2 separate regions of the Homo sapiens genome follow, and region 1 is linked to region 2. Evidence: chromatin contacts called from ENCODE Hi-C or POLR2A ChIA-PET data. All regions are on one chromosome and are shown on one strand. The core of a region is the stretch at or near the end of the contact, and the rest is flanking DNA. Distances in the headings are between cores, read along the strand shown. Region 1 overlaps GHR (growth hormone receptor). Region 2 overlaps GHR (growth hormone receptor).

Evidence for each region. A loop is a pair of places that touch in the nucleus more often than their neighbours do. ChIA-PET counts read pairs that join two places held with the same protein, here RNA polymerase II (POLR2A). Pooled maps may share reads with other maps.
Region 1: a loop to region 2 is called in a map of right lobe of liver, with 8 times the contacts of the local background. The contact joins two enhancer-like sites. A Hi-C loop is called at or near these places in 5 of 168 maps with a recorded cell type or tissue (ascending aorta, gastrocnemius medialis, ovary and 2 more) and 3 of 50 pooled maps. POLR2A ChIA-PET finds 5 or more read pairs at or near these places in 1 of 52 experiments (activated CD4-positive, alpha-beta T cell).

What each region holds. Positions count from the first base shown.
Region 1 is chr5:42,513,056-42,518,935 of GRCh38, reverse strand. All of the region lies in intron 1 of GHR (growth hormone receptor), which reads right to left. Among named protein-coding and RNA genes, the nearest start is that of GHR, 93 kb to the right of the region's middle. Within about 2 kb of position 2,500, at least 3 of the 41 ENCODE cell types and tissues checked have a DNase peak (open chromatin) inside an H3K27ac peak, as active enhancers do; they include gastrocnemius medialis and right lobe of liver, where a contact is called at or near this core.
Region 2 is chr5:42,552,244-42,558,598 of GRCh38, reverse strand. All of the region lies in intron 1 of GHR (growth hormone receptor), which reads right to left. Among named protein-coding and RNA genes, the nearest start is that of GHR, 130 kb to the right of the region's middle. Within about 2 kb of position 2,603, at least 2 of the 41 ENCODE cell types and tissues checked have a DNase peak (open chromatin) inside an H3K27ac peak, as active enhancers do; they include gastrocnemius medialis and right lobe of liver, where a contact is called at or near this core.

The DNA.
Region 1 (5,880 bases), core at 1,251-3,750, 40 kb after region 2:
TCGAATACCAAGAAAAAGTCACATGACTAACAGAGAGTTTAACACTTTTTTTTTCTATTTCAAGTGACTTCTTCAGCTTGCATGCTTACTTGTGTTTACATTTTTGGAGTCCCAAAGAGTGAGTCTTTCTCACTTTGCCACATTTCTCCAGTGGGAGGATCAGATATCAACATGGTTTCTTGTGAATGCCAAAATGCCCCGCCTTCTTCAAGGAGGATTTATTCATCTAGGCCGAGTGCGCTCATGGCAGAAATCAGAAATGGTCATGCAATATTCCACTCATACTGAGGCAGAGAGAGAGAGTGATCCAAATGCTCGCTAACTCTGAACAGAGAGGTTGGGCACTCTGCTTTGGTCATTCCAAAACTGCCTCTCTGAGGCAGGGGAAAAGCTGATGAAGATGAGGTTAACTCTGCCAGGAGAAAGCACTATAAACTTTTACTTCTTTTAGAGCTTTTTCTCTACCAGTACTATTTTTGCAGAGCCCTGGCTAGAGACAATTAGTTCCTTCATTCTTTTTGCATATGTCTTCCATACCAAAAGGAGAAAAGAAGGCTCTGTTTCCTAAGCATATGTTTTCCCTACACCTCAAGAAGACCATGTTGAGTTGCAAAGGGAACAAACAACCAACAACACACACACAAACTCTTTTAATAAGAAGTTATGAAATTAATGTAATTTCCACTAATCAATCTGTTTTCCTCTGTATGAGTAGCTGCCCACACACACACAGAATTATTAATACTATCATTAATCATTATTATGAATATATACTATATTATATAATAATATATATTAATTATTAGAATCATGAATTCAAAAGGCTAACTTAAGAAAAAAAGGGAAGAGGGTGAGAGAAGGAAGAGGATTACAACCATTCTTTTTCATGTCTAAACTTCAAGCTCATAGATAACAATCTAATATGAGAAGACCAGGGAACTGAGAGAACTGAGCCGCTTAGTTGTGTGAATGGACCTGGCATATTCTAAACTGGTCAAAAGAATATCAGGAAGGAAACAAGACCTCATTTGGTCCTTAGACCCCTCAATGGCAACAGACAGGGCACAGCATCAAGAGAAAACACGCAAGCTTTTGTAATACAAGACAACACCCAGAAGACATGTTGTTTTAATAATGCCAAAAAAAAAAAAGTCCACTATGAGTGACAGCAACCTAACTTCACTTTAAGTCTGAATGAATAATACCACTTAAGAAACTCATACAATTTCAATACAATAAGATTTAGAAATTTATTTTAAACTTACTGCAGATGTCAAAACACATGAATACCAAATACTTCACTTCTTGCTTCTTTCACATTACAATTTTCTTCTTTAATTGGAGCAGAAAAAAACAGGTCCTGACCATAAAAAAGTGATGACATTTCAAGCATGTGGACTGATGTTTTAGTTACACATGCATGCTATTCCCTTTTGACTTATATTTTTTCCAAGGATCAGCCATGCTAATTTTCATACTGTACTCATTCCTTCAGTATTTACCGAGTGCCTACCATGGGATAGGTACTGATTTAGGCCCAGAGGTTATAGTCATAAACAACACAGACACATCCCTGCCTTCCTGGAGCTTTCAATTCAGCACTCTTGTTTCGTTTCAAAGTTCAGTTACTGTTTTGATAAAGCTCAGTTCAGGTTTTAAAAAGGAAACCTCCATCCAAGGAAAATTCTGAAGTTATTGTTGTCTTTCCAAAATTTATTTTCTCAACCCTCCAATTAGTCCATTGGTATAAAACTCACAGTAAATGTCATTCTTAGAGGAAAGAACTTCAACATGATAGTTATTTTTTGCTTTGAGAAGAGGAGTTTTAAAATAATAAATGCTTAATGATTTAACCAGTAGCTTCAGCTGTTACATGCCAAACTAAGTGTTATAACAAACACCAGGGCAGGCAGACTGAAAAAGATGCCTCCAAATTTTAAATTTAAGTTTTTTCTCCCCCTAAAAATCTACACTGACATCCTTAGTGAACACCGGTAAATAATTACACACTCTGGCACTCAAGTGCAAACAATCAGGTTTCAAAGTTTACCCCAACCAGCTGTCCATAAAAAATCTTTTGACAGTGCCAGTAGAGATCAACCTGACCACAGAGGACATGAGGCAACTGGCCAGGACATAAGTCACATAGGTCTACACTTCTGTTTCAGTATAATTTCCAACCGTCTTGCTGATGGGCTCCAAGGCTCTCCAAAGCCACATGAAGATGTCTATATATCTCTTCTCAGGAAAAACTGAAAATTAACTTTCTATTTGAGATTCTTCCACTTTCCTTCTTGAACTTTCTCTTCATCTCCCACTTCCTTGTCCTCTTTCCTCTATTGTCTCTTCCCTACTTTCTCTCCAGGGTCAGATACTGCTTTCAGCTCTTTTCCTGTATTATCTTACCGGAGCCACACACAACCCTAAGAAGCAGCTCAGCAATCATGTCATGTTGCAAAAGGGAACCCTGAAGCCCAGGATCACATAGCTGGGAAGTAGCCAAGCCAGGATTTCAACCAGCTCACCTGACTCCGGGGTCCACAATCACTGTGCCATATTGCCTCTAATGTGACTTTTGGCTTAAGTATTTATGATAAAGATGAACTGGTGGTTTAAGTAGGCAAGTAGCAATGACACCTAAGAAATTAATCTTAATTTCTGCTATGCTTGAGAAAAATCTAACAAATTCTTACTTCAATTAACTGCTTTAAAGGTGGAAATCAAGGTGGCTAATTAATGGGCAATTTATTAAGGGTTTTTCTACACCAGCTTTGAGACTTTTGTCTCTTCCATGTGGAAGTACACTGAGAAAAGTCAGGAGCAAATGCCAATTAGAGATTATAAAGACTACAAAGAACTAAGAAAAAGAAAACAACAAAAATCTAACTTATTATGTTACTACATTCTCTGTGCCCCCTCTAAAAACTAACCAAATGAAGTCTTTGTTTCTATTAACATCTATTATTGTTATTCGTTTCACAAATTAGGAATAGTTTTCAGTGGGCTTATTCTTAGATTTAAACCAAACAACTTGATGGAGCAAATGTTAAAATACTAGCTCCTACAAGATCAACATACCTAAGGAACTAATTTCATAGGCTGCGATAAAACTGAAGAAATGGAAAGGTTGCTACTGCCCTCCTTCCACCAAGGCCTTTACACCTCTATTTTATTCTTCCTGGTTATGAAGGTTGGACCACCCACTAAATTTTCTCCAGCTAAATAAACAGCTACAGCTGAGAACAGTGCAAAGTCCTTGGCTTTCTGCTTTTATATCCACCCAGTGTTAATTCAAGAATGATTTTCAGCGGGTTATAGACTAAATCCAACAGAATAAAATTGGGATCTTAATTAAGAATTACCACTAAATGCATGAAATCATTAGGTTAGCCCTCAGCCTGCCTGTGTCGACCATTACTCTTCTTTCCTCTAGAACAACACCTTGGTGCCTAGAAGCCAAGACTATGTGGATGACATAGAACATAATGGCATTAATCCCATCTGTGGAAAAAGAAAATGCAGGAGCTTATAAAGCAGATTCCATTGGTAAATTGACTGTGTTTAACGACAGGAAGAGAGTATATTGGGAGATGAAAAAGGAAAAACATGTTAACAACAATTGTAAATAGTAGCTGTCTTCATGAAAGAGACACTAGCCTAAGCCAAAATAAACTACAAGGAAAAGAAAATCCTGCTGTTACCAACCAGTAAGGCAAAGCTGCTTTCTGGATTTGCAATCACTTTTCTTTAGTCATTCTTTGGTTTTCTGGAAGGGACCAGGTTTCTATGGAACTCTGATGAGCTCTGGGGAACAGCAGCAGCTAAGGTATATTTAGCAAACATACACTAAGAGTCTACTATGCTCAAGACACTGCATTTTGGTTAAGCCTGCATCATGCTTTATAGTCTTGTAGCTTAAGTACCCTTTGCAAATTCAGTCTGTGCTCCTGATAAAAGGTGACTGCCCTCTCCTGGCCACCTTTCATGAGACTGTTTACTTTCAGATCTTATTAATAGTTGTCACCATCACCTGTCGCCCATCACTCTTCCTCATCTGAGATGCCAAAAACTGCCAGGGAAATGCAGTGTGTGATCAGTTCTTAAAGGTACAATTATGTGTGAGACTAAACACAGGAAAACGTGCATACATAGTTCTCTTAGCAATGAAATGGGGGACCTTCCACTGACCTTCACACAATCTTTTCTTTCTATCCTCCTCTCACCCTGCAATGACTACAGACCCCCACTAATGTCCCCACTGTGGCAGAATTCCAAGCACAGGCCTGGGCATTACCTTATCAGAGCTCCCCATCTAGTCACTGTCTTTGCCTCCGATCTTTCTTAGGCCCTGCCCCAATTGTCCACATCTATTTCTCAACCCCAGCATCTGGTTCTGCTGAATTACCCATTTATATTGGTTATAGGGTATCCCAATATCTCTGAATAGCTTCTTTTTTTTTTTAAATCTAGAACCATTTATGCATATGGTCATAGATAGCTGGGAGTTTGAATAGCCCCAGATATAAGTAACTTTTCAAAGGTCATAAATTATAATAGGACAGAAGAGAGACCTGGTTATCAGAGGAGCAAGGCTGGAGATCTCAACAAGGGGTGAAGTGTGAATTTATCTTCCCAATATGGACTCCCTGGGTCTGCCAATCCAAAGAGGTGACCTTGGTCATGGAAGATTTGCAGAACAAATCTTGCCTGTGGACTTGCACCCAGAAGGCACTTGTAGGTAGTCAATGCAGAATCCAAAAATTACTTGTAAGATGCGCCCAGTGAATTCAGCAAATGTTTTATTTTAGCCATTTGTCTTCAAGGTCAGTTCTGGTTAAAGAAGTTGCTCATTTTAACTAGAAGAAAAAATAAATTCTGGGTGAAGCAAGCTTTGTTTTATTTTTCTTTTCCAGTAAGTAATAAAATCATTTTTTCAAAGACCTTCAGGATAGAAAAGATTTTTTATATTTAACCCATTAATGTTTGCAGTCATTTTTATATTTAACCCATTAATGTTTGCAGTCAACTAATCCCTAGAAATAAGAACAAAGAAGGGAAGACAGGAAGGTAACACACATGAGCTAACATCACAGATAATCCTCAGACCTCTTTATTTGAGTTTTAACCTCACCCTGCTGAAGCTTTTTTTTTTTGAGACGGAGTTTTGCTTTTGTTGCCCAGACTGGAGTGCAATGGCGCGATCTTGGCTCACCACAACCTCCGCCTCCCGAGTTCAAGCGATTCTCCTGCCTCAGCATCCCGAGTAGCTGGGATTACAGGCATGCACCACCACGCCTGGCTAATTTTGTATTTTCAGTAGCGACAAGGTTTCTCCATGTTGGTCAGGCTGGGCTGGAACTCCTCAGGTGATCGGCCCACCTCGGCCTCCCAAAGTGCTGGGATTACAGACGTACAGTACCGCGCCTGGCCCCTGCTAAGCCTTTTATCAGAGCTGCTAAGAAATAACCAATGTGACATATTTAAGCTTCATCTCATCTATTTCCTCTCCATGGCCCTGAGTGGGGCTGCTAATGAGCTGTGAAGTGACAAAGATAACCGGCCTCTATATGGGAGAGAGAAGACTAGAGCTGGATAATCCACAATGTCATTTGGGTTCTCAGCAAAAGCTGCGTATTTCCTATTATAGCCCTAGGAGATGATTTAAGAAGGTGAGAGGGCACTTTTCTCCCAAATAACTGCTCCTACACAATTGAAATTTCACCAAAGAGGTAGATTTCTTTGTGTCAAAGCATCACATCTCCAGTAGTCTTTGATTATCTAAATTTTGCTCAATCAACTGAGATTCAGAAATGTGAAGTAGCTTGCTATTGCTAATGATACACAACCTGTCAATGGCAGAGCTGGGACTCAGATCAGAGG
Region 2 (6,355 bases), core at 1,354-3,853:
TATGTATCTAGACATATCTAAACATAGAAAAGATGTCATAAAAACATGATTTTATAATTTTATGGGACCAGTCCATCATTGAAAAGTCATTACGTGGTGCATGACTATAGTTGAAAATTTTAAATTACATATGTGGCTTGCATTTTATTTCTACTGGTAGCATTCGTATATACATTTTATGGTTTATATGTCTGCACTTACATTCAAAAACATTAAATGCTTACTATGGGCATATTTGCTTTCATAACAAAAATGAACAAATAAAGTAATTTTTTAAAATTTCAAATGACATATAAAATCATTATGGTTATGTTGTAAAAGGTCCTCCCAAATGCAGAATGATGGGGACAAAAAATTCACTAAAGACTTAGGTGACTTAGGTGTGATTGTATCTGTGGAAGGTTGCTTTTTTCCAAGGGTACTCAGTGTGCATTTGTTTACCTTCAGAAATACAATTATTATGTCCCGATTTGAATCATAGACAGTGGTGTACTGGTAAATGTTTAACACCTGTCTCCCTGGAATTTAAAAAAAGGGTCATGATTTGTATCATTTGCCAATTTCTGTGATGTAAATACCTCTCTCAGGGCTGTTTTTAAGCTACCAACATTAATTCACTGACTGGATTCACAAGCCAGAAGCTGAACCCAGCACAAACTGGCTGGGGAAGGGACTGATGCTATCTAGGCTTCATGTGAGGTAACAGGTACAAAGATTAAGCAATCTACTAACATTGATAAAAAATGTAAGAGACAGTACTGTTGAGTAAACCCTGGACACTCGATTTTATTTGATGACATCTGATCCACTGGCAGCTGATCACATTTAGTTAATAATCATTGAAAGATATTTTCCCAGGTCAGGAGACATTAGCTTCTACCACAGATGCTATCATTAATCTTCATTTACAGAGAGGGTGGGCTTGGGGTTAAGTGAATGTGCTTTGGAGTCACAGAGGGCTAGGTTCAAATCCCAGCTCTACCAAACCTCAGTTTACTCATCTCTAATATTCATATGATAAGATTTTCCCTTTTTAATAAAAAAATCAGGATTAGATGAGATAATTTATTTAAAGCATTTGGCATTCCCTCTGCATGTATCCAAAAGGGTTAGTTATTACACTTACTGAAGTCTTCTTGGTAGTAGTAACAAATAGACTATTTATGTTTTATTATGTTCCTATGGGGTATATTGAGAGTAGGGACCCTCATTTATATATCATGAAGAGGACATCTAGGCATGTGGTAGAGCAATCAGCAAATGTGCTCTTCGCCAGCCACAATATGTAAGACCCTATTCCTAAATCAAGCACTTACATCATATGAAGGTCCAGGAAAGGGAAGGACCATCATAATGTAAAGTGTATATCTCCTAGGATAAGGCAATAATACAGCCTATTTGTGCTTGGGTGTACAGGCAATTGTACATCTTCTATAGTGAGTTCCAATTGTGCAGGAAATACTTTAGGGGCTAATTCCTCCCTCGTCTACTTTAAGAAAGTTCTATGTGGTTGTCGTTAGGTTTGGATAATTTGTTTTGTGAAATCATGGATTTCTAGAACTAAAAATTAGATACAGAAATCCCAGTGACAAGACGCTTGGCTTGAAGTTAGAACTTTTCTTGGGAGAACTCAAAAAAGGCAACTGAGTTACAAGAACCTGAGTCTCTGTCTCTTCCTTTATGGAGGAGTGAAAGAAGAAGGGGCATGTCAGTAGCCAAATGCTTGGCCATACTCCGATATTGGTATGCACCGTTATTCTATTCAGAGTGGAACTTTCTCAAAGAACGAAGCATTCTGTTTCACTAGGACCACATTGCACTTTATAATGCCTCCCCGCAACTATCCCTGTGGATGTTTGTCAACTCACTAAGCTTGATTCACTTGGTGCACTAACGGATTCACAATGCAGATGTGATTGTTACATGAAAGAGAAAATCAATTGCATGGCCGCTTATTTGAACAGTATATTCCTTCTTATATCTTACTTTACACCATTGTCCCTACCAAGTAGTTTTTTCCAAAACAAAATTTGAAAAATGAAACCTCTTATTGACTTTCTACTTTTTTTCTCTTTCTACACGTGGCTCATTCTAAAATCTGATTTTTTAAATTACTATGATAGATCATATAGATCATGGAAAATGTTCCTTAAACAAATTTAAAGATGTTGGAATTTTCTTCAGACTCAAATTTGAAAATTTTGTTTTACCTAATCTAAAAGGAGATAAATAAGGTATAGGAGACAATTTCTCATACAGTGAAGTCTTCAAACAAAAACATTCATTATCTTGGTGAGATATAATCTAACAATGATTACTATAATAATTTATAGTATACTAAATACTTTTTATATCTTAAAGAAGTGCATGTATTCCTGCCTTCTTTGGAGTTAACAGAAGCGTAGGTTTTCAAAGACAGTTAGTTACTAGCATGCCCTAATAACAAATGGAGCAAAAATTGGAGGAAACCCCTCTTTCCTTTTATCGAGTCCAACATGGTAAAGTTATTCTTTGAAGGTAAACAAGTTGGGAAACCAAGAGTGAGGCAATGTGATCTCCCAGGAAAGGCATTACTAGAGGAGGAGTCAGCAATCCCGTAACCTGACATCAGCCCAGCATTGTCCGAGCTGGTGACTCAGGTAGTCATTTAATCACTATGGGTCTCAATTCCCTCACCTGAACACCCTTCTAAAATTTTGTTATAAGCCAAATCCTGCACTGTGCAGTGTAATAATAGCTGCCTTTCATTGACGGCTATTCATGTCCCGACGTTACCAGGCTCCTTGTCTTTCTCTTCTCTTAGCTGGAAGCAGTAGCTGTGTCTCACTCACGATTACATCCTAACAATTAGCCATAGGCTTGCCACAGAGTAGATGTTCACTACAACATCTACCCAAAAAATAAGTGTGCCAGGTACCTTCTTATTTCATTCAACCCTCAGACAGACCTTGCAAGAGAAAGGCTCATTTCACAAATGAGAAAATGGAAGTTTAGAGGAGCTCAGAGAGGTTAAGTAAATCTCCCAAGCTCACACAGACAGAATAATTCTGGGTAGGGTTTCGAACTGTGCTTGATCTTTCCAAGGCCTGCCTTTACTTTCCCATGCTTCTTCAATTGTGAACTAGGCAAACTAAACACACAATCAGGGTAGCAGTGAATCAGAACAAACTACAGGGAGCAAGAAAAAGACAGAGTAATATTTGGATGTGAATTATAAAGAGAGGTAGACACCATAATATTTTCAGTGCATAGGGCCTGTCAAAGACAGTGATAATTCATAAGTGCTGACATGGCAGTTTCTTCAAGGGCTGTATTACATTGCTCAAGGGATGTAATATTTATCGCTATGCCTTAGAACCTCCAATAGCACCTGGTCTACTTTTGGGTACATTACTCAAGAGCTATGCAGTGTGCTCTCTCCATGACATGGGGCATTATCCTGCCTCCTTTAAGCTTCTATGTAAAAATAGAAGTCTATTTGGCCAGACTGACTGGCTGCCAGATAGATGGCAAACACAGGGCAGATCAATATCATGTCTCATCTCCAGGAAGTTTACAGTGTACCCCTTCACTCTTCAGGATCAAAGGAGGTGTAATAGCTTGGACTTGGACCATTCATTGTTAATAGCTTTAATAGAAAATACTCCCTAGAAAAGTGCTAACAGAAATATAATGTGAGCCACAAATGCCAACCACATACATAGTTGTAAATTCTCTAGCAACTGCATTAAAAAAGTTAAAAATTGATATATTAATTTTAATAATGTATCTTATTTAACTCAATATATTCAAATATTATTTCATCATGTAATCAATGTAAGTATTAATGAGATATTTTGCACCTTTTTTCTCATACTGGATCTTTGATTCTAGTATGCCTTTTACACTCACATACATCTCAGTTGAAACTAGTTCCATTTCAAGTGTTTAATAGCTACATGTGGCTAGTGGCTACTGCATTGTACCATGAAGCTCTGGAACACAGAGAGGTAGTAGAAGTCCAAGCGGCCAGCTCCCTAGTTAGTGTAGAATAGATCTGTGTTTATTATTACTCACAAGGCAGGCCAAAGCTGCTGAGAAGAGACCTTCATACAGTTATTTTGCAAGATCTGATAATTTTTTAAAGTAGTAGAAAGAAATAGTCTTCCTACTAAAGCAAGAAGTAGGGTGTTCCAGATCGTCTCAACACTCACTTTGTACATAATTACTGAGCACTGAACTCTACATACAATTAAAGCATCAAATTTTTTTTTTTTTGTAGGACAGAACTTCTGTCTGTTACTAGTTATGGAACTTTATGTGACTAAGTTCTCATCCTCAGCCTCAACTTCTTTATCTCCAAAATAGAGTGTTTGGAACATATCAGTAGTTCTTAGCCTTGGCTGTATATTAGAATCACTTGCAGAACTTAAAAATCAATGCTCTGGCTTTATCATAGATGAATTGGATCAGTAGGATAGGGACTGAGTATTGATACTTGAAGATTTTTCTTGTATAATTCTAAAGCATGGCCAGGATTGAGAATCGCTGATTCAGTGCAAACCAAATGTGCTATATAACTTTTGTGGCAACAGAACTCATCTGCCCCCAAAAGTTGCCCCCACCTGAGCAGAAGAAGAGAAAAGAAATATCTCAATCTCCCCATTCAACCAATCAATTAATGTGCTTTTTTGCAACAGATGATGATTTATGGATCTATGTCAAGTAATTTTAATACTGAAATATGGAATTAAGATCAGAAAATATTATCCTATAAAATGGCAAATAAAAAGAATACACTTGTATAGATGAAATCAGCCGGCCACAGAAATGATCACTCAACGACAATATTTCAAAGTGTTGCTGATGAGACTGGGTAGATGGAATGCTAAAAGATCCCCCGCAAGATTACCATCCTGGGTTATTCAAACACTAATCTAGGTACTGCTGTGAAGGAATTTTGCAGATGTAATTAAGATGGCTAACCCACTGGCTTTAAAACAGGGAGATTATCTTGGATTATCTGCACAAACCGATGTAATCACCTGAGCCTGTAAAAGCAGAATGAGATATGGCAGAAGGGGAAGTCAGAGAGACTAGAAACTTGAAAAGGACTTGATCTTCTGTTGCTGGAAGAGGGTACATAGAATATTGTTGCTGGAAGGGGGTACATAGAATCTTGTTGCTGGAAGGGGGCACACAGAAACCATGAGATGCAATGCAGATAGCCTCTAGGAGCAAAAACTGGCTCCCAGCTGACAGCCAGCAAGGAAATGGGGAACATGGTCCAACAATGACAAGGAACTCAGTTCATGAAAACAACTGGAATGAGCTTGGAGGAAAATTCATCCCTAGAGGCCCTAACAACACTGATTTCTGCCTTGCAAACTCTAAGCAAGAGCCCAGTTGGGCCATGGTGTGCCCAGACTTCTCACATATGGAACTGTGGGACAATAAATGGGTATTGTTTAAGCCACTAAGTTTGTGGTAATATGTTATGGAAGCAATAGAAAACTACTACAGCCTTTAAGAGTCCATTATAGAGCTTGAGATTGACTGTAAACATTAATCAGGAAGATAATCACCACTGAAGCATGTCAATATTGAGAGGGGCATTTTTGCAATGTCTAGCAATTTTATTCATAAGGGACTTTAGAGAAAACTTAGTTCCATCAGTTAACGATAAGTGATAAGGAAATGTTGAAAAACTAGTAAATAATTTACAGCTTTGTCTCTTCCAACTACCTGGGACCAAAAAAATGTCCCAACACAGAGACAGGTGCAATAATTTCTCAAAGCTTGATGATGCTCTCCCTCATGACCCAATAGAGGGTCATTCAGTTCCCTCTATTCCAACTCCACAGTTGTCAAATGACCTTCTGATTCTTGTTTTCTGGGTTCACTATCTTTCAGGAAAATGAACACAGTAATCAGATGAAATGAAATTGCTTGACAGTGCCATAGAGAACAAACAAATATATTGGCATTTTGGTGTATTGGCTCATCTCTTAAGTTTGGCTAAGATAAATCAGGCCCCTAGAGTCTAATCACTTCTGGATCAACTGATACAATTTATTTATTTTTAAAAATTTTTTGAACATGTAAATCAACATAAGATGATCCCAGGGAAAGTTAGAAAGGCTGGAAGGCCCTATCTCCATCAGTTTGCTAGCTTTGCTTTCCATCTTAACATCAGGTCAAACCAGGAAACTTAAAAATAGGCAATGTGTTGGTAGGAAAGTAACAGCCAAGGTCAAAATCTACAACAGACTAGGGTAGAAGAAAAATACGGAAAAGGAGCATGTATTTATGGAGGAAAAAATGGTGTGGAAGCAGGAAGGCCAGTCTATCTTTGTAACATGTCCTTGCAAATCTT